Linked DNA regions of Homo sapiens: region 1 is linked to region 2. The links are chromatin contacts, found by Hi-C or POLR2A ChIA-PET in ENCODE. All regions are on one chromosome and are shown on one strand. Each heading gives the region's core, a stretch centred on a gene start or an enhancer-like site at or near the end of the contact. The rest is flanking DNA. Distances are from core to core; before and after follow the strand shown. Region 1 has its middle 220 kb from the start of LINC00460. Region 2 has its middle 210 kb from the start of LINC00343.

The links. Hi-C counts contacts between places; a loop is a spot of excess contacts on that map. ChIA-PET counts read pairs that join two places held with the same protein, here RNA polymerase II (POLR2A). Pooled maps may share reads with other maps.
Region 1: a map of PC-9 shows a loop between it and region 2 (13-fold over the local background). The contact joins two enhancer-like sites. A Hi-C loop is called at or near these places in 3 of 168 maps with a recorded cell type or tissue (IMR-90, PC-9 and mammary epithelial cell) and 2 of 50 pooled maps. POLR2A ChIA-PET finds 5 or more read pairs at or near these places in 2 of 52 experiments (HEK293T and MCF 10A).

The regions. Positions count from the first base shown.
Region 1 is chr13:106,152,320-106,158,436 of GRCh38, forward strand. It overlaps the pseudogene RNA5SP38. Among named protein-coding and RNA genes, the nearest start is that of LINC00460, 220 kb to the right of the region's middle. Within about 2 kb of position 4,297, at least 5 of the 41 ENCODE cell types and tissues checked have a DNase peak (open chromatin) inside an H3K27ac peak, as active enhancers do; they include PC-9 and mammary epithelial cell, where a contact is called at or near this core.
Region 2 is chr13:105,915,774-105,921,877 of GRCh38, forward strand. No RefSeq gene overlaps it. Among named protein-coding and RNA genes, the nearest start is that of LINC00343, 210 kb to the left of the region's middle. RefSeq lists an enhancer at 3,015-4,214. Within about 2 kb of position 3,503, at least 7 of the 41 ENCODE cell types and tissues checked have a DNase peak (open chromatin) inside an H3K27ac peak, as active enhancers do; they include PC-9 and mammary epithelial cell, where a contact is called at or near this core.

The sequences.
Region 1 (6,117 bases), core at 3,047-5,546, 240 kb after region 2:
ACCTGCAAATGGAGAGCAGTGAGTTAAATACTGTGTATGGTCGTTCGTGAATACATTTTTTCTAGATGCTGCCCTTATTATTTCAGGACCCTTAGTGCTTTTTGTTTAATGAGATGTTCTGTGGGTTTGAACCCTTGTAGTCTTTCATTTGTGTTTCCTTCTCCCTCCCTTAGTTTACTGAGCACCTTAAGGGATGAGTTTGTTTGTTTTTTTTGTAGAACTTATTTGACTTTACATACCTATAAGATTTCATTCTTTCAAGAAATATCTACTACGCATCTTTTGTATTCCTGCACTGTTCTAGGTGCCTGGGATACATCAGAATAAAACAGACAATGATCCCTGCACTGGAGAATCTTTCACGGGAAAGAAGGACTGAGATAAAGTCAACAACACTCACAAAATAATAAATGAGCTAATGATATACTAGACGGTTGTGAGGAAAAAAGAATGTAAGGCAAGGTAGTGGAGAATGTGAGGCTGAGGGGTGCAATTTAAAGAGGAATTTAGGAAAGTCTTCATGGTGAAAGACACTTTGAGCATAGACGATGAAAGGGAGGGAATTGGCCATAGGAATATTTCCAGGAAGAGGGAGTAGTCAATGCAAAAGGCATTGGGCAGGAACAGGTATCATTCTATCATTCTGAAAACTTCAGGTAAGACCATGTGGAAAAGTAGTGAGGAGTTGCAGGAAGTGAGACCAGGCACAGGCTGTGGAGAGTCGGATCCTGAAGTGTCCTGGGGAATCCTGTACCCACTGTGGCTTTTATTACCGTCTCCAAAGAAGAGCCATTGCAAGGGTTTGAACAGAGGCATGACATCATAACCCCACCTGTGTGTTGGAGGAATAATTTTGGCTGTGGGTTGCAATGAGATGGTAGGAACAAGAGCAGATCTCGGGAGGTGGCGAGGAGTCCCTTGTAGCAATCCAGGTGAAGCATTGTGGGGGCTCAGACTGGGGCAGGAGAAGGACAGGTGCTGAGAAGCGTTTCTGGAGAGCTGCGGAAGCAAAGCCAGCGGTGCCTCCTCATTGGTTGAATGCAGCATGCGAGGGAAAGAGAAGAAAGAGTCAAGGATGAATCTAATTTTTTGCCCGGAGCAACTGGAAGGTCAGAGTCAGCACTGACAAAGATGAGGGAGTCTGCAGGGGAGCACATTTTGGAAACAGAGCAGAAGTTGGATTTGCTAAGAATTCATTGTCTCTTAGACTTTTATGTAGAGATATCGGAGGCAGCTGAATATGAGTCTGTAATTCCAAAGTGAGTTCTGAGCTGGGGATATAAACTTGGGAGTCCTCTGCATATAAACAGCAAGCAGTGCCAAGAGATGGGCTGTGGCCACAGAGGGGATAAATGAAGACAGAAGAGAAGAGCATCCTGAGAACTGAGTTCTGAGTCTCTGACATTAAGAGTGACTTACTGTCATTGTTGCTGAACTGATCCACTGGGTAACTCAGGTAAAAAAAATTCAACAGTTCAAGTAATACATTAGATATGTATGTCATTGCCTTTTTGATATTACCATAAATGATATTACGTATTATTGAGAATATGTTTTGGCTCATGCTACACTGGCAAAAATCAAAACAACCATCTTTCAGCAATGACTGTATACAAAGTAGAAATCACACACATCTATTTCAAAAATACATATATATTTCAAAATAGTGCAGAAAACGCTACTGAGTTACTCCATCTCTAAACTATAGCCTAACACAACAAGAACAAAATACCTAGGTACAAAAACAAAGGCTGAGTCAGACAAGCACTAACCTGCTGAAAATGATTTGCATTTGATGAACTCCAAAAGCTGAAGACTAGGAAGAGATCAAAATTCTTGAAGAACTTTGTCTCACTATAAAAATAGATCATACAGGAATCCTAACCTTCATAGCATCAGAAAAAGAAATTATGTAAAACTATTTGCAGGAAACATTTTCCATGCTCAAATAAGTAAGGCCCGATAGCAATGTGACAACACACACAAACACAACCCACTGCCAAAATGTGAGTATTTCAACCCATTATAAAGAGGGGGCACAATTCCAGGGCAGCAGAGAGCACTGGCTGCCTGGAGCCCAGGCTCAGCTCACCCTCTCCTAGATCAACTTCCTTCTCCTCTGGAAAGAACACTGCCCTTTCCACTAATGCACACTGCAGGATGAAAGGGCGAAAGAGGAAGAGAAAAGCTTGAATGTGAGTTCTCTATGCACTTAGAGAAAATTGCATGGTACTTCAGCAGAAATCTTTGAGCAGTACTCAAAGATATAAAAGCAGTATGTCCTGCTAGAATCCTAAACCTTTCAAATGAAAGTTGCCTTACTTTTTTTTTTCTTTTCTTTCCTTTTTTTTTTTCTTTTAAAGTATAACCCTGCAATTTACTGGAGCTGAAGGCCCTTTTTTTTTTCTGACATGGCAGATTACTTTTTTTTTTTTTTTGTAGTGGGATCGAGTGTTGTTGTTAGTTAGAATAAAGGCCTAGACACAAATTCTCAGGCTCCGTTCCTAGTTCTGACCATAGTAATGGGGAAACATCATGTCTTGGAGCAAATAAATAAACGCACATAAATGCATCAGTTCCACTTAAACCCTGTAGGAATGCTGCTATCTCTTGGGAGATACCATAACGACAATGCATACAAGGCCAGTTGTGATTTCCAAAATTCAAAGAAATACAATAGAAGTTGTAAGGGAAATGCCCCGAATGGGAGAAACTGTGTTCACTCTGGGAGTAATTGCTTAAACAACATTTATTTAATCAGCTCCATGACCACTCATAAGCTACAGTATCCTTCAGAATAAATTCCAAAGCTCCATATTGTATTACTACTTTCACTTCAATTTTGGAAAAAGAGGTATACCAGTAGATTTTAAGATGCATCCTTATTCAAATGAAATACAATATTATCCAAAAAATTCCTTGAATCAGTTGCTAATTAACTTGTCTACTTGATAATTTACTTTTGAGTAACAACCGCATACTCCTCTCTGCTTATACTTTTTTACAAATACTATTTTATTGTGTAACTGGTGCACACGTATCATAACATATGCACCAACAAAACGAGTACTTGCTGGAATTTTTCCCATCCAAGTACTAACGAGGCCCGACCCTGCTTAGCTTGTGAGATCAGATGAGATTGGGCACGTTCAGGGTGGTTTGGTGGTAGACACATGTCGGGGTTTCTATTTCAATCAGAAGACAGAAAAATAAGACAGGGAGCATGGGAAATCACCTCCAAAATGGAAAAGGATTCTCCTAGGGTGTCTTACTCATTGTCAATTTCAGGAAATTCCCCAAGGGATATTCCTGAATGTTGAGTCCGTCTAGCTTAAAATGACTCAAGTCATGTAGCAGTTCTCCCAGAATTCTGTTTCATAGACTATTTCTCATGTTCACTGGAATCACAAGAACTGTTTTTTCTTTAAGATATGAATTAATATCAACCAAAATTTAAATTAACCTAATACATTTCTTCCACGGTCTAGCCTCCAACATAACTTTCAAGCATAACTAAGACATTACTTTATTGAATTCCTTAAAAATTGAAAAATTAACTGATGCTATTTTTAATAAATGTCAAGTCATAAATGCAGTCTACATTGCAGACATTGAAAACAATTTGATTTAAAAGGCACAAACTAGCTTTGGTCTTTCTGTTTAATCCCTTTAGTGTAAAAAATGTCCTGTTCCTGACTCATTTCTACACTATATTCAACAAATAGCTTGGAAAATAAATTTTAATGACTCCTTTTGTGCTTGTATATTTTTCTTTAATATCTTCTTATTCATTTTTGAACAAAGAGAAATTGACAGAGTCAAAGACATGACCTTTAATTTTAAAGGAATTTTCTTTTCTTACAAATCTGCTATCATCGTAATCCTAAAAGCACAAAAGAAAGCTAAATTATCTATCCTTTTTTCTTTGACCACAGCAACTTTTAAAATTTAACTTTGATCCAGATTAAATGATAGTTCAGCCAAAAATGTCAAGAGGAGCCTTCTGGAGTTGGGTCCTATGTGTGAGTAGGTGGTTCATGCTGTTTAAAAGGCAGGACTGAACTGCAGCGTGGGGTTGCTATGTAAGGCAGTAAATAATGATTATAAAATGCTTTGTAAACATTTTTAATGTGACACATCAATGCTCTATGATAAAAACTAAAATTCTCCAGTAAAGTATAAGGGGACCCTGTGCTGGCAGAGGCGCTGGCCTCTGGATGAGTAATAGCCACTATTAGTAAAACCTCATAGCTCCTTTGAGAGGGAGGGATTGTGCCATCTTGCTACACTTGTTACCTCCAAATATGGGAAAGTTATTCCTTATTTCCTTTTCAAAGCTTGACTACTGATTGAGAACAGCGGTGTAAATACTTGTTCTCTTACACCAGCCCAGTGAGTCACAGCCACAGAAATTACAGGAGTTAAGAAAGTGCATCATCTCCTTCCTTGGAGAACACGGAGGGATGGTGACTTGCAGTATGGTCTGGTTCTCAAGCTCACAGTGCACCTCTTTTCCTCAGGGCGTCTTCTTCTGTCTATTCATTGCTTATTAAGCTGATACTCACTTAATGTATTTTCTGGTCTCAGTGTAACCTATTCTGCTAGGCCTCACGAAATAACTACCTTTAACGCCATGTTGCCTTTCTGAATGAAAGCAGCCATCTATTCTCACAAACAGTACCCTTAGACCACAACATCTCACCTAAAAAATATTTCTGTATTTTTTTTATCAATAGTTTAGCATTTATCCCTATCAAAATTACCTCTCTTCAATTTTATACAACCAAAGTTTGGACTAATTTTTGCTTAATATTCTAGATTGTGCCCTATTGGTAAATTTTAAAAGCCATTGTTCCCATATCATTGCCTCTATTTACATAAAGCCTAATATAACTTGTCCCATGATATATTGTGTATTACAGTGATGATATCTGCCGTAAACTTTAAACAAATGGTCTATCCACCCATATCCCATGCTGTTTATACCACATGTGCCCTGTTTTGTTGCTTCATATTTTTTCATAGAATCAGTGAACCTACTACACTACTATATTTCTTATTCAAACTCTGTCGTTATTGGGGTCAGTCTGCAATTAATACTCTCATATAGGTCCTGGGAAAGGGAAGAGAGGAAAAAGTGGAGGATGAGGGTAGGTGTATGATTCTTTGGGAGGCACAATATTTTGATTTTCTGGGACATGTTTTCAATACATGCACACACCACATAGATTTTGATATGCTCCCCATTTTGACTCATTTGTCAATTTGGGCAATATGTATCTAGCGTCTCCTATAATCCAGGCTCTGTCCTCCTTACAAGTGGACGTCATTAGCAGAAACTGGAACTACTGAGAGATACAGGCCATAGGTAAAAACCAGCGGAAGGCCCCCTGAGGCCAAGCCCCATCAATGTCATTGATTTTTATTTCAGTGTTTCTCTGCCAATTGTTCAACCTTCCTGAAATTTATTTTCCTAAAGAGAAGAGAGCTTGGATAAGCCATGTAAAATCTCTGGCCTTTGTTTTTCTTAGCTATATAATCAAGCAGTTGACTTGTGAAAAAATATTCAAATATGGACCACATAGGGTTGTATTTGCCAAACGCTTTTTTTTTTTTTTTTTTTTACATCAGGCTAATCAGTCAGTCTACATCGCTATCTTTAACACAGAGTAGCTAAATTATCAATGTGCCTCAAAAAGCAGTGCCAAGGAGGCAGCAGTGGTGAAATAGAGCCCCCCGCATGTGGCAGAGTTGGGTCAGACCACCTCCCAGGGTCTCTGCACAGTCATAGTTCCACATACACTGAAATGTTCTAAACACCCACCTAGCCTCTCACCTTTTACTTGCACTGGAAACGGATGAGCTATATTTTGGTCAGCTCTGGAAAAATTAAAACAAGTAACATTGTTGAGTGCTGGGAAGGATTTAGGGAAACAGAAGCCCCCAGGCAAACTGGCAGGGATGTATTAGTCATAGCCACTCTGGACAGCAATTTGGCAATATTTAGGACAGTTGAAAATGCGCATGATCAATGATCAGGAAACACGAGGGAAACACTTGGAAAATGCACGAGATTATTTACCGTGATGTCCTCTGGAAGAGCCAAAATCATAAATG
Region 2 (6,104 bases), core at 2,253-4,752:
AATCGCATTACTGGGTATATACCCAAAGGAATATAAATCATTCTACTATAAAGATACATGCAAGCATATGTTCGTTGCAGCACTATTCACAATAGCAAAGACATGGAATCAACCCAAATGCCCACTGATAATAGAATGGATAAAGAAAATGTGGTACATATATACCATGGAATACTATGCAGCCATAAAAATGAGCAATATCATGTCCTTTGCAGGGACATGAATGGAGCTCAAAGTCATTATCCTCAGCAAACTAATGCAGGAACAGAAAACCAAACACCGCATGTTCTCACTTATAAGTGGGAGCTGAAATGAGAACACATGCACACAAAGAGGGGAAAAACACACACTGGTGCCTGCTGGGTAGGTGAGGGAGAGCATCAGGATAAATAGCTAATGCATGCAGGGCTTATTTAATACCTAGGTGATAGGTTGATGGGTGCGACAAACCACCATGGCATACGTTTAGCTGTGTAACAAACCGCACATCTTGCACATGTATCCGAGAACTTAAAATTTAATTTAATTTAATCAAAAAAGAAAGCAATGACACTGTGTTTCTGAATGCCTTAAAAATAGGTTGATAAACCTATTTTGCAATGCTCTGTGAATACAAACATTAGCACTCTTCTTGGAGGTAAACTTTAGTATCACACATTTTGCAGGAAACTTTTAGAGACTACTGATATGATAATAAGTATGATAATGTCATACTTACATGATATAATAAGATAGGTGCATTTTTTAATTAGTCAAATGAAAGAATCGTGCAACACAAGGTGCTGGCTCTCTCATCTTTGCCTGAGTCTCATAGCTGTGCTGAACTTTTCACAGCCAACTGTTCATGGAAATCATGAGCTCTTCCTGGTCCAGCTGAGGACACAGCTTCTGCTACATGTCTGGGATTGTACAGAGAAAGAAAGGAAGACTCATGGCCCCAAAACACTAGGAAACAGAAAATCTGAATTCCAGAGTCTGTTCCATCTGAGAATTGCTGAGTGTAACTTTAAGCAAGTTACATTTCAGGACTTCGGCTCTCAATCTGTAAAACAAGGATAGCAAATCATCTTCTACCTACCCCAGCATTGTTGTGGAAACTAAAACAGATATTTGATGTGAAGCCACAGTGAAAGTTATGAATAGGTACAGAAACACTTAAGATAATTCTTTTGTGCTTGAAAATATTAACCATTTATTAATTTAGCAAACTTTTGTAGAAAGTCTATTATGTGCTGCCTACAGACTATTGGATGGGTTGCTGGTTAGATATTCTAACTTCAGGACCTTTTTGGGTGACCTCCAAATCTGCTCATTGGCTGTTTATCCAGACTGGAAATATGCATGCTAAATAGTTCCTCAAGGCCGCCGCCCAATAGGTAAACTCCAATACACACTTTACATTATTTAATAACTTACTATAGAAACAAGAAGACAAGTGGGATGGATGCAACCCATGAGCTTGTTAAGGTCGTTAGTGAATGGAATAATGGGTATTAAACATACATAGAAAAGAAGGGAAGGATCAAGAGACACCCAGTGTTCTCAAGACACTAAATAAACATAAGCCATCAGGGTGGGAAGTATCCAAGTTACTCTAAATATGGACGAGCCATGATACAGCAAATATACAAGAAACATTCAGTCCTTTCTCAGGACACACTAAATATACACGAGCACTCGGTATGCCTGAGACCTTGACTTAGCCGCCGACTGGTGACACCCACTCTGGTCCCAGAGTCTTCTGCCCCAGCAATGCAATAAATCCCAGGGCTGTTCAGCTAGCTGGGGACAATCCACAGCCATCTTCCAGGCTTACTTATCCCTGTGTCTCTCCAGGAGACCAAATGAGTGCTATTAACCCGGGACATCTTGCTCAAACCTCAATTACTCCATCTGCAGGAAAGATGGATGTGGCATTGAGAGAGAGCCTGTGCGTGTAGAAACACTGCACATCCTGGGATTCAGGAGTACGACTCCTCCACCCCATTTGCACCCTATCCTAACTGTTAACTTACCCCATCTACTCTCCCTTGGGTCTAGATGCAAACTGATTAATACACCATGGTCTATGAAAAGTTTAAGTTGGTCTATGATTTTTTCTGTTCAGTCACCTGTGGGATCACTTTCTTAGGATTGTACTTATAGTCTACCAATGCACAGAGCGAATCTCCCACACGACAGCACTCTTCTAAAGCAGCTGCAGAGTTTGACCCTACGAACTAACCCTGACAATCAGACGCCATCCGACATCCCTGCTGTCCCCACCAATGTTGCTATGCTAATGCCACAGTGTCCTCTGATCCTGTTACTTGGATGACAGGAACTCTTAAGCCATACAGCTATTGCTAAAATTAACACCTTCTATTAATTGAGGTCTGGTCTAAGCCCTTTTTATCTATCATTTCATTGAATTGTCATGGGAAACCAGTGATATTAATGGTATAATTATCCTTCTCAGATGAGGAAGCTGATATATAAAGATAAAGTTGTCTTGATCAAGAGCTAAGGTCACACAGCTAATAGGAGGTAGAGCTTAAACGCAATCTGAGCATTGTGGCCCCAGAACCCTCACTTTAACTCCCACGTTCAAGGCTGTCTGTGGCCTTCGTGCTTGGCCTGTGAATTGTACAGTCTCTTAATGCACGTGACCCTCTTGAGCCTGTCAATGAAGCTCACTTTTTGTTATCTCCCCCACACCTCAGTGTACTTTGGATTTGAGAAAGAGACTATTTTAAAGGAGAGATCAGCAGGAAGCTAAGGGAACTGCATCTCAGGCTGGAATAAGGCTTTAAATTAAGAATAAATGCAAGATTCTGAGTTGTGTCCAGTGGTTAAGCCCTGGACGAAGGTGAGGGCCGAGGCAGTGTTCCCCTCGAAAGCTGCTCTTTGCTCTACAGTTCTTCACCACTGGGGAAGCTTAAGGGTAGATGGAATGAAAAGAGACTTACACTGTCACATGCAAGAGATTTAGGAAGCTTCATAAGAAATTGTTAGGAGGTCTTCATTTCATCTCAATTAGATCCCATTCTGTTCTTTCTAATCCTGCTCCACAAGGCTTTTCCTGTAACTTCACACATATGATCGTATTTAGTCCACATCCAATCCTGTAATGAGGCAATGACTCTATTTTACTTTATTTTTTCATTTTTATTGTTACTATTTTTTTTTTCCATAGAGACAAGGCCTCACTATGTTGCCCAGGCTGATCTTGAACTCCTGGGCTCAGGTGATCCTCCCACCTTGGCCCCCCCAGTGTGCTGGGATTACAGGTGTGAGCCATTGCACCTGGTCCCTGTGACTCTGCTTTAGAGATGAGAAAATGGAGGCTCAAAACTTGCAGTAATAGCCCCAGGTTACAATGCTGATAAATCATAAAAGTTGATTATGATACTGGCCTTGATGACAGCAGGATACGTTCTTTCCATTTAATCTCATCACTGGTGAGCCTACACTGATAAGAAATTCACAGTCATATTGTCACACTGCCTTTTCACCCGGTTCTATAAGGCACTCCCTGGCAATGAGTCATTCCTGCCTCAGCCCTTCTTCCGGAAGGAGGGGCTTGACCGGGCAGAGCAGCGGCTGATTTCCCGGGAGATCAGAAAGATGCAGATATGAGCAGGAGAAAGGACAGGAACTGGAAACCCGTAAACTGGGCAGAATTTAAATGCTCCTTTTCTCTGAGAGCGGTCCATTTTTACACATTGCAGAAATTTTCTCTGCTCCCACCTCCAAACTCACTCACAGTCCTTGATGTTTTTTGGCTGCATCAGCATATCCAGCAGTCAGGTTTCATAATTATCTTGTTGGTCACATGTGGCCCACATTTTCAGACATTCCGGAAATACACCGTGTGGTCTGTGCATCCACACACCTAACAGATCACTCGGGCAGCGCCGACCTGCAGAGCGACTCACCTCCCGTGTCATCTACCATCTGTGCTTACCTTGTTGCAAGAGGCAAGAAAATTCAGATGACATGGATTTGTTCCTGATTAATAGAACCGTAACCATTAATGAGCACAACTAGCACTAATATGCTTTTAAAACAGGAGCAAATTAGGCCTCTATGTGGTTGTAATATGTTATCAGCTAATTGATCGTTGCTGTTTTTTGTGGATTGTTAAAAAACAATGTGGATAAAACATGGTGGGAGGGATTTTAAAAAACAATGCGGATAAGGAGACTATCTATGAAATAAACAAATGTTTAATTAAATTAAAATTGTACAATTCTTTTCACTTGTTAATTTTTTTAAGAAATCCTTTGAAAGAGTGCTTCTAATTAAAACCCAGATCACTGGACCCTAAAGTACAGCAAAGGGACTTCAGGAGACTTTAAAGTGACTGCAGGAAGCCCAAGAATCCATATAGATTGAAAGTCGTAACCACCTTTGGCATATTTATTACCATTTTCACATTTAAAATTACTATTTTCAAATGCAAATTTTCACTGAACAAAATGGAAATTCATATGCAATTGATACTGAATTCCTAGTAACTTTTGTTCTTAATCATTTAATTGATTCTTTTCTAAAAGTACACTTTCTTTTTTAGGAAAAAATCTGAGAGAAAAGGTCATTACAAAGTTGTCCTCCCATTCTAGGGGTCTGGGAACCACTGATCTAATCAGGTTCTCTTTTTCTGGTATTGCACCCATTTGAGTCACGAAGAGTGAACTTTTGACACAAGCTGTCAAGATTTCCTCATAGACACGAGTGATCTATATCTGAGTCAGCCTGGGATTTCTTCGTTTCTTCCTTTGCCTTTGGTATTATTTGTGCAAATCAGCATTGTAAACCATTTTCCAGTGAGTTGTAATAGAAACCCAGGGCAAAAGGTCACTTCCGTTTTGGAGCCTCCCTGACTCTGCAGAGTTGCTCCCTCTGTCCTCTGCCCCAACACAATGCCTCATAATCCCCCTATTATACCCCTCAACTCAAAGCTCTTCTACCAGCTGCTTACATTATCTCCAAAAGAAAAGGGAAAGCTGAGATCCTGCTCCTTGGGAGAAGGTAGCTCTAGATCCAGAATCCTAAGTGTAAACATGTTACAGTAATTACAACATAGATGGCATCTACCAAGCACTAAATGAACCACAGGTAATACTGATCATTGATAAAAGTTAATTCTCTTTACACCACTTCTTCTTGATTCTGGCCCTTATAACATGATTTAGAGACATCAGTAAATTCAGAGGGTAATAACACTAAGCATGGAAAACAGTGACCCAGGAGAAGGCCATGGAGTAGGGATGGTACAATAGGAGAATGAATGAAGAAGATACAGGCTTTTCTAAAAAATGGTGAGGAAAGTGAGGCAAGAATCCTGGAGGCAAGTTAGGCAGGTGGTAAGAAGGGTAGCTAGTGCATATGATATCTCTGTACTGTTGTTAATGCAAGTACTAACTTATTCCATTTTCTGAAAAACACAAGGACAAATATACATTTAATTTCTCCACATTAAAGACAAATAAGCTTACACTCAGAGAGGTAAAGTAAGTTGTCCTAAACCCCACTCACAATTAATGAGTGGCAGAGGGTGATTCGTATCCAGATGAGCCTGATTTTTGAGATGCACCTTGAGCCAGGACAAAGTGGACATGGACTTACCTTCCATATCACCCCCGACGTCTTAGTCCACCACTCGGCATAGTACCACAGGTCTGGGATGAAGAACAGAGACAGAGGAGTCTGAGAGAGAGACTGGGGAGGGGTCACTTCTGTCAGACACATTATATTATTAAGTAGTTTTACATGAGCTTAATCCCTATGGCAAATGTATTGGAAAAGTATTACTGTTATCCTCTTTTTGGAGTCCTCTTTTTTTCTTTTTCTTTTTTTGAGACAGAATTTCACTCTTGTTGCCCAGACTAGAGTGCACTGGTGCAATCTCGGCTCACTGCAACCTCCACCTCCTGGGTTCAAGTGATTCACCTGCCTCAGCCTCCCAAGTTGCTGGGATTACAGGCATGTGCCCCCATGCCTGTCTAATTTTTTTGTATTTTTAGTACAGACAAGGTTTCACCAGGTTGGCCAGGCTGGTCTGAAACTCCTGATCTCAGGTGATCTGCCCACCTTGGCCTCCCAAAGTGCTGGGATTACAG